Linked DNA regions of Mus musculus: region 2 is linked to region 1. A link is a contact called in ENCODE Hi-C or POLR2A ChIA-PET data. All regions are on one chromosome and are shown on one strand. The core of a region is the stretch at or near the end of the contact, and the rest is flanking DNA. Distances in the headings are between cores, read along the strand shown. Region 1 overlaps Gm42096 (a long non-coding RNA gene). Region 2 holds the start of Tmem94 (transmembrane protein 94).

The links. Hi-C counts contacts between places; a loop is a spot of excess contacts on that map. ChIA-PET counts read pairs that join two places held with the same protein, here RNA polymerase II (POLR2A).
Region 2: a loop to region 1 is called in a map of heart, with 2.6 times the contacts of the local background. The contact joins the promoter of Tmem94 here to the enhancer-like site in region 1. A Hi-C loop is called at or near these places in 10 of 37 maps with a recorded cell type or tissue (T-helper 2 cell, adrenal gland, gastrocnemius and 2 more). POLR2A ChIA-PET finds 5 or more read pairs at or near these places in 2 of 5 experiments (Patski and embryonic stem cell).

The regions. Positions count from the first base shown.
Region 1 is chr11:115,720,826-115,725,802 of GRCm38, forward strand. It overlaps Gm42096 (a long non-coding RNA gene), which reads right to left. Exons shown (of 2, transcript XR_880315.1): 2 at 1,831-2,146. It also overlaps the pseudogene Gm11703. Among named protein-coding and RNA genes, the nearest start is that of Gm42096, 3.6 kb to the right of the region's middle. Within about 2 kb of position 1,980, at least 2 of the 3 ENCODE cell types and tissues checked have a DNase peak (open chromatin) inside an H3K27ac peak, as active enhancers do; they include gastrocnemius and heart, where a contact is called at or near this core.
Region 2 is chr11:115,763,347-115,768,008 of GRCm38, forward strand. Tmem94 (transmembrane protein 94) reads left to right here and starts at 2,087. Exons shown (of 32, transcript NM_028014.3): 1 at 2,087-2,207.

The DNA.
Region 1 (4,977 bases), core at 730-3,229:
CTCTGAGAGGACACAGCTCCCTGCTGACCCATAGCCAAGCAACCTGCTCCCGACAGACAAGCAACTCATGTAGAACTCAAGACAGTCACTACCAAGGCCTGGAGTTAGGTGTGTCTCATTTCACAAGTTACATACAAGCATATCTTTGGGCTGGAGAGATGCCTTGGGGATGGCACAGGCTGCTCTTCCAGAGGACCTGGGTTTGATTCCCAGCACCCACATGGTGACTCAAAACTGTTTGTACCCACAGTATCAGGGGTTCAGACTCCCTCTTCTGTGTTCTGAGAGCTCTGCACACACATGGTGCACAGACATACATGCAGACAAAACACTCATACACATAAAGTAATAAAAAAATTTTTTAGCCGGGTGTGAGGTAGGGTGGCGCACCCCTTTGATCCCAGCACTCAGGAGGCAGAGGCAGGCAGATCTCTGAGTTTGAGGCCAACCTGGTCTACAGAATGAGTCCAGCAAGTACCCAGAGGAATCCTGTCTTGAAAGAAAGAAAGAAAGAAAGAAAGAAAGAAAGAAAGAAAGAAAGAAAGAAAGAAAGAAAGAAAGAAAGAGGAGGAAGGAAGGAAGAGAATTTATGTAAGTTTGTGGATGTCATAGTGCACACCATTAATCCTAGCACTTGGGAGGCAGAAACAGATGTATCTCTGTCAGTTCAAGGCCACTCGGGTCTACAGAGTGAGTTCCAGGACAGCTAGGGCTACACAGAGAATCCCTGTCTCAAAAAAAACAAAACAAAAAACCAAAAATGCTTTAAAGCACATATCAGTTTTTCTGGTTGTTTTTTGTTTGTTTGTTTGTTTGTTTTATTGAGACAAACTCTCACTAGGTAACCAGTGTTAGCAACAAACTCATGACCATCCTGACACAGCCTCCCCAGTGCTGGGACAACAGCCATGTGCAACCACACCTGGCGATACAGTTTTTGTTTGTCAGCGTTGAGGTCTGAAGGCATGCATGGTAAGAGTCTTCCAGTTAGCTGTGGTCCCAGCCCCTGCAGTATCACTAGAGGGACAATTTCTAGATGCTCCCTGCGCTGGACAGTTTTATGTCAGTTTGACACAACCTAGAGAGGAGAGAATGTAAATAAAGAAATGTCGGCCGGGTGGTGGTGGCCCACGCCTTTGATCCTAGCACTTGGGAGGCAGAGGCAGGTGGATTTCTGAGTTCGAGGCCAGCCTGGTCTACAGAGTGAGTTCCAGGACAGCCCCAGGGCTACACAGAGAAACCCTGTCTCGTAAAACCAAAAAAAAAAAAAAGAAAAAAGAAAAAAAAAACCAAAAAAATTCTCCATCCGATTGAGCTGTAAGCAGGCCTGTACAGCATCTTTCTTTCTCTTTCTCTCTTTTCTTTTCTTTTTTGTTTTGTTTTGACTTACTTTTTTTTTCAAGACAAGGTTTCTTTGTGTCATTTTAGCTGTCTTGGAACTTGCTCTGTAGACCAGGCTGGTCTTGAACTCAGAGAGATCTGCCTGCCTCTGTCTCTCAAGAGCTGGGATTAGAGTGTGAACCACCACTTCCAGCTGGGCATTTTCTCAATTCATGATTGATGGGGGGAAAGCCAGCCATTGAGGTGCCACCCCTGGGCTAGTGGTCCTTTCTATAAGAAAGCATGGGACAAGCCAGTAAACAGTCGTGTCGTCCCCCCATGGCCTCTGCCTCAGCTCCTGCCTCCAGATTCCTGCCTTGCTTGAGTTCATTCATGTCTTGACTTCCTTCGATGATGAACTGTAATGTGGAAATGTAAGCCAAATAAACCCTTCCCTCCCCAACCTGCCTTTGGATCACGATACTTCAACGCAGCCATAGAAACCCTAAGACATCATCAAATAGATTGTAATTAGTGAGGGATACAATCTATATGAACAGGGAATCTTCACAGGTCTGGGCAATTGGGACAGTTCCCTTTGTTGCCGGTAGGTGTCGCTCTAGACCAGGATGGCAGGAGCGGCCTTGGCGGTTGTAAAGCTAACTAACTGTAAAGGAATGCTGCTCTTTGGCTCCAAAAATGGTTTTGACCTCGCTGCTGGGACTTGCCGCTCTTCGACTGCCAGGAAACAGTGTGTGCCAGGTCCCAGCCACGGAGGACGGAGGAAATATCTAGTTGCATGCCATGCAATGGAAACGCGACTTCCCTGGAACCAAAACAGAAACAGGATGAACGGCCCTCGCCTCTCACCCTCCTCACCTCGGAATCTCTGGTTCTCCACAGTTTCAATACTTTGTGGTTCCTAAAGAACAGAACTAATGTTTCCCCCACGTATTTAATAAGCTCCAGGGCTGTATCTCCTCTGCCTGCTGGAGTGAATGAAACACAGCTTTGTTTGCTCTTTCTGGCTTTAGGGCCCAGAGCAGGCTCTCAATCGTTACAGGTTCTAGAAACCACAGTGGCAAGATGTCTGTCTGTCTGTCTGTCTATCATTCTCCTCCTTCTCTTAGTCTTTTAAGAAAAGTATATATGTACACACACACACACATACACACACACACGTACAAACTGGATTCAAATTTGTAGTTTCTCTTGGTGGAAATGGTTGCTGTCTGGCAAGGTCTCAGCATGACATCAAACCCACTATGTAGTCCGAGTTGACTTTGAACTCCCCATCCTCCTGCTTCTACCTCCCAAGAACTGGGATCAAAGGTCCACACCACCATGACTAGCATTCTTTTCTCTGGCAAGGATTTTCAGTATCTGGAGGCTTTATGCCAAAATGAAATAATACATATGATGTTCATTTAGGGCCTCACCATGACCCAATATAAGTTGTTGAAATAATTCATATTATGACCTTCTTAAATTATAATATGATGTTCATATTATAAGTTCTTAAAAATCTGTTCGTGTCCTCTCACTGTAACAGCTCAGTGGATAGGATGATTGCCTGGTTTTGATCCCCAGTACCACATAAACTTCACCATAGTGGGGCATGTCTATAATCCTAGTATTCAGGAGGTGGAGACAAGAGGATCGGAAGCTCAAGGCCGACCCTGGTGATGTAACTGGTTTAAGGGACAGCCTGGAATAAACAGACCCTTGTCTACAAAAAAGGGAGGGGGCTCAATTTTTAAAAAGTAGCATCATTATTATGACACGTAGGTCATGACAGTACATGGCCAGTCAGGACCTTGAAGAAGCCCAGCAACCTGAATCAGGCTTTCATTGGGACTCATGCCTGCCTGAGCTGTTTGGTTACAGAAGCTGATGTGACATAAGGAAAACCAATCACTTTGTGGTAACAGACATGGTTTATTGGCTGTGCTGTATATAAAATATGGCTAAAGGCTTGAATTAGCAACTAGAACATCAAATCCATTACGTCGGTCTATAACCATCCTTATGGCTACAGTACCATTAACGAGAGAACTAACTATAGCAGGTTTTAGTGTGGGTATATATTTTGTTTTATTTTATTTTATTTTATTTATTTTGGCTTTTTTCTTTCTTTTTTTTTTTTTTCCTGGTGCTGGTATTTTATTTCTTTGCGTACATTAGGCCATGAATTCGTATGGAATGGGCTCCAACAGCTCAGGCTCTTTTCCGTTAGTCCTCACAAAGTGTGCTTCTCTGGGTGGCGCAGGCTGGCGCTTCAGCTGCACCCAGGTGCCCTTCTCTTTGGCTTCCTTTTTCTTCTGGTCGTTCTCCTTCACCCGCTTCAGGAAGTTGTCTCTGCTCTTTGAGTGCTTGATGTGCTCAATCCGCACATTGATCCTCTTGGCCAGAATTTTGCCCTTAACCTGCTTGTTGACAATGATGCCCACGGCATGCTGGGTGACATTGTAGACTCTTCCGGTTTTGCCGTGGTAGCACTTATGGGGCATTCCTTTTTGAACAGTACCCATTCCCTTGATGTCTACAATATCACCCTTCTTGTAGATTCGCATGTATGTGGCCAAAGGAACAACGCCATGTTTCCTAAAAGGCCTAGAGAACATGTACCGGGTGCCTCTCCTCTTTCCCTTTGTGTTCGTCATTTTGGCGAGTTACTGGAAGATGGCTGCCTATTTTGGCTTTTTTCAAGACAGGGTTTCACTGTATAGCCCTGGATGTCCTAGAACTCACTCTATAGACCAGGCTGGCCTTGAACTCAGAAATCCGCCTGCCTCTGCCTCCCAAGTGCTGGGATTAAAGGTGTGCAGTCACCACTGCCCGGCTATTTTTAATTTTTTTAAATTTTTTTATTTTATTTATTTATTTTTTTGGTTTTTTGAGACAGGGTTTCTCTGTATAGTCCTGGCTGTCCCGGAACTCACTTTGTAGACCAGGCTGGCCTCGAACTCAGAAATCTGCCTGCCTCTGCCTCCCGAGTGCTGGGATTAAAGGCACACGCCACCACGCCCGGCGAGTATTTTTTATTTTTAAAGATTCTTATTTATTTTATATATGTGAGTACACTGTCTCTGTCTTCAGACGCACCAGAAGAGGGCATCAGAACCCATTACAGATGGTTGTGAGCCACCAAGTGGTTGCTGGGAATTGAACTCAGGACCTCTGGAAGAGCAGTCAGTGCTCTTTTTTTTTTTTTTTTTTTTTTTTTTTTTCCATTTTTTATTAGGTATTTAGCAGTCAGTGCTCTTAACCCTGGAGTGACAGACTGGAGTTACAGACAGTTGTGAGCCGCGCCATGTGAATTCTGGAACCAAAACCTAGATCTTCTGCAAGAGCAGCAAGGGTTCTTAACTGCTTAACCGTTGAGCCTGTTCACCAGCTTATTTTCTTTTAAGATTTATTTATTTATTATATGTAAGTACACTGTAGCTGTCTTCAGACACTCCAGAAGAGGGAGTCAGATCTCGTTACGGATGGTTGTGAGCCACCATGTGGTTGCTGGGATTTGAACTCTGGACCTCGGGAAGAACAGTCGGGTGCTCTAACCCACTGAACCATCTCACCAGCCCCAGCTTATTTTCTTTTAACCCTTGAGAGTCTCACAATGTAGCCCTGACTGGCCTGAAAGTTGTTATATAG
Region 2 (4,662 bases), core at 837-3,336, 43 kb after region 1:
TAGGACCTCTGCTTGCTCTGGTCAACTCTGCTCGCTCAGTCCCTGCTCCCTCGCTTGCTCACTCACTCTGGCCCAAAGATTTATTTATTGTTATATATATATAAGTACACTGCAGCTGTCTTCAGGTGCACCAGAAGAGGGCGTCAGGTCTCATTACAGACGGTTGTGAGCCACCATGTGGTTGCTGGGATTTGAACTCAGGACCTTCAGTAGAGCAGTCAGTGCTCTTACCCACTAAGCCATCTCACCAGCCCCTGTATGGGCTAGTCTTATGTCAACGTGACACAAGCTAGAGTCATCAGAAAGGGGGGAAGCTCAATTCAGAAAATAGCCCCACAAATAACTTTTTACAAAAACAATAAAAATAAAAAAATAAAAAATTGCCCCGTAAGATCTGGGTGTAGGCAAGCCTTAGGACATTTGGGTGAGGGCCTACTGTGGGTGGGGCCATCCCTGGGCTGGTGGTCCTGGGTTCTGTAAGAAAGGCTGAGCAAGCCCCGGGGAGCAAGCCAGTGAGTGGCCCCTCCCCATGGCTTCTGCATCAGCTCCTGCCACCAGGTTCCTGCTCAGTTTTTCTTGTCCTGACTGAGTTCTTATCTTGACTTCCTTGAGGATGAACCAAAGTGTGAGCTGAATAAAGCCTTCCCTCCCTCATGCTTCTTTGATCATGGTGTTTTATCACAGCAAGCGTAACCTTAACTAAGGCAGGATTCCCCAAGGGCTCCAGGTTTTGTGGAATGAAGTAGAAAGACCCCAGACCCAGGTAACTAACCAGTTCTGTGCAACAGACAGGGAAGCAGCATGGGAAGGGAGTGTTTGGGCTAAAGTTTCACACGGGCATGTATTTGCATATTGGCTGGGGGTTTTGTTTGTTTGTTTTGAGACAGGGTTTCTCTGTGTAGCCCTGGCTGGCCTGGAACTCACTCTGTAGACCAGGCTGGCCTCAAACTCAGAAATCCTCCTGCCTCTGCCTCCTAAGTGCTGGGATTAAAGGCGTGTGCCACCACTGCCTGGCTGCATTTTGGCTGTTATTAGCTGCAAAGAAATGTAAAAGCTCAGAGAGCTACTGAACAAAGTACTCCAGCATGTTTAAGACTGTAGTGAGTCCATGTGGCAATGAGCCCTGAAAGTGGCTATGTGGCTATCTCCATCATGTTATGAGCATCTATGGTTATGTGGAGAGATTTGGACTTCTCCATCTGTAGTGATAAACTACAGATGTTTGTGTTGAAGGTTTGTGCCAAGGTTCTATGAGTGTTCAAGGTAACAGCTGAACTGGTTTAAACAGAGTTAAATCAGTAAAATGGCTTCTTGTCTAGCCGAAAAGAGGGATTGTAATCGCATGATTAAATTCATTATTATAAGGAAGGGGCTCTTTTTTCCCAGGACCAGATATGACCCTTTCTGACTTCATAAACAGAAAAAAAAACTTTTTTTTTTTTTTTCTAAAAGCAACCCTTCCAGACTTAGATCTCTGGGAAAATGGAAGTAAATACTGACACAGGCTTATTTTGTTTTCCCAAGAGAGGGTTCCCAAGCGATTTCTCTAATTAGTCTAGAAAAAAAAAGTTGTTTTCAAGCTTGTTTTTCCTTTTAGATTTCAAATGAACTGAGGGTGAAATAACAGTATTGCTTTAGATTCTCCAGCTTTGGTTGGTCCATAATATTAGTACTGAGGGACTTTTAAAGATTAAGGAAGAATTGAAGAAAATACAGATAAGGCGATTTTTCAAGGGCCTCATTAAAAAATAATAAAGGGCAGAAGGTATCACCTGACCATGGCTCTAGAAAAATTTAGTGGGTAAACTAATGGGGAGGAAATTGTATGATTGCCTCTAGTCTGGTTCTATAGCGCTAAAAACGCGGGAGCTTCGTGCCGGAGATAGGACCCAGGCTTCCCCGGATCGCTTTAGAGTAACAATCACACAATTCCGCCAGGCTCCCGGAGGGGCGGTGGAGGTTACAGCTGAGCGCACCAAACAGCCAATAACAAATCAGAATCTTCCGCCTACCTCGAATTTCAACCAATCAGCGTCGGGATCTTTGGCTTGTTGGCCTGCGCGTCTGTTGCTGGGGGAAGGCGGCAAGCCTCCTCAGAGTTGCCCACAACGGACATGGCTGCGGCCCCTGGAGGCGGGGAGGTGAAGTGAGGAGGGGGCAGGGAGGGGTGAGGACGCGGGCGAGGAAGACCGTCCGAGGGGGCCCCGGTAAGTACGAGAAGGCCCGCGGCCCGAAGTGGGGAGCAAGGGGGCGTGGGGCTCGGCCTGCTGCGCCCTCTGAGTTCCTACCCGAGGCGAGGAGCGCCTGGGGTGTGCACCTAGCAAGTGGCACCAAAGGGGGTGTCTCTCTGTGCTGGAGGAGAGGGGCCGGCCGGCGCCTGCCTGCAACTCCGGGCCGGCTCCTTCCCTCACGTCCTCAAGGGTTTTTTGGTTTGTTTGTTTTCGTTTTCTCATGTCCCCTCTCTGTCCTGGCTTGCCCCTTGCCGGGGTCCCACGTCAGAAATAAAGGTTGTGTCCAACAAAGAACCCTTGGCCCAGGTCCGCCGTGGCTGGGCCCCGGGCCAGCGACTGCCAATCCTGATGCCACGAGTGTTTATTTGTAGGCCCCTGGGTGTCCCCGGCCCAAATAAAGGCGGTTTTCTGCCACAGCGCGCGCTGTGCTCGCCGCCCGGAGTGGACGGGATCTCTGCACCCGCCCGCCTGCTAGACACTGCGAGGGACTTCCAGTTCAGTGCAAGGCTGCGATGTTGCAGTTGGGGCGTGCTTCCCCGATTTTAGAGTCACATAAAGATGCTTCGGAAGCCAGCGTAGCACCACAGCCTTTGCAGTTCTGTAAAGCAGTTTCCCTGTTTTTTCCCTACCGCGAAACCCTACAGTTAAAAGCCTTGGGGGAAGGTTCAGTACCTAAAGCAACAACAAATAAGAGTGACGGAGGGAATAGAAAAGTTTGACGGTCACTTTCAGAGTCAGACCATTGTACAGTGTAGGCTCATCCTGGAGAACGAATTAGCAGTTCAGACAGAGTCCCCGGACACTCTGCAGTGGAATGTCACCGGCTGTATTCGCTGTCACTTCTCTCTTGGCAGAATTACAAGCAGGGGAACCTAGAGTCTGGCGAGCACTGCATTAACAAGCTACCTCTTTGATAATCAGTACCCCCAGGTAGTTTGAGAGGTAACTGCCCTTGAACGCCCGCCTCTGCACATTCCACTTGGTATAAGACCTCAATAGATGGTTAGAAGACAGGCAGGAGGCTGGCCAGGCCACAAGAGGGAAAGAAATCAGAAAACACTTGACATTTCTATTTTAAGTGGCTAGGAAGTGCCAGCTCCCAGGGAAGAGAGTCAACCTCAACCGTTTGGAAGGCTTACCTCCTGAAGAACGAATTAGCAATAAAGGTCACAGTCCTTGTGCTCCTCCCTGCTCCTTTCCCCTAAATTGGACTCCAGAATCAATTTCTATACAGCAGTCAGATGCTTACTGCCGACACGCTAGGTATTATTTAACCTGTCGTGGTCAGTGAGCTGGAAAGACCTTCGGGGCCTCTAAGGACACCCCTGATTTCCGAGTGAGAAGGCTCCTGGTCTCCCACTGCACCTTGCGGTAACCGGTAACCCCGTGTCGGTGGTTTTTATTCCGTTGCTATTGTGTCTGTGTTCTGTTCACTGCGCTGTCTTCCATGGCTGAAAAGATAAGTTTCTGTAATAGGGTTTGAAAGTCTAGTTTGCAGGCGGGCTTAAGTGAAGTAAAGGTTAGGCCGCTGCAGAATCGGAAAGTTTTCCTTCCAGAAGACTCAGCCATTGTGGTTTGGTGATCAGGGGTTTGTATAATCATCAGCTTGGCCTGCGGCTGCCGGCTTGGTAGTAAACAGTGCTGGTCACATGGTGTGGGAAGGAGGGAAAGGGCCAGATTTCAACCCAACCTTGACGCTCTCTCCTCCCTAACCCTGGTACATCTCACTATGGAGTTGTTTTTGGTTTTTGTTTTTTCAAGACAGGGTTTCTCTGTGTAGCCCTGGCTGTCCTGGAACTCACTTTGTAGACCAGGCTGGCCTCGAAGTCAGAGATCCTCCTGCCTCTGCCTCCCGAGTGCTGGGATTAAAGGCGTGCTCCATCACTGTCCGGCCACTGATAGAGTTTTAACATAATCGTGTGATCTCGGTTTTTATAATTTCGGGATCCACTGGAAGAAGACTCTTGTGCTAAGCAGCCTTCCTTTGCGGGAAGTTCTCAGAACCTACCGGGAAACGAGGAAAGACGTTATTGATGAGAGACACAGAGGCGTATAAACCTGCCCTGGGCTGCAGCAAACTCAAAAGACAGCAGCACCGCTTTGGGAATGTTAGGCAGAGCCAGAGTTTGCTGGGTTTTTCTTTTTAGTAGTGGTGAAATAATGCATTTCCTGAGACTTAGCACAAGATCTGTGGCAGTTAGTACATTTGTGTTATTGTAAGACCACCACTGCCACCCATTTCTAAAGATTTATTTATTATATGTAAGCACACTGTAGCTGTCTTCAGACACTCTAGAAAAGGGCATCAGATCCCATAACAGATGGTTGTGAGCCACCATGTGGTTGCTGGGATTTGAACTCAGGTCCTCTGGAAGAGCAGTCAGTGCTCTTAACCGCTGAGCCATCTCTCCAGCCCCACATTACATTTTCT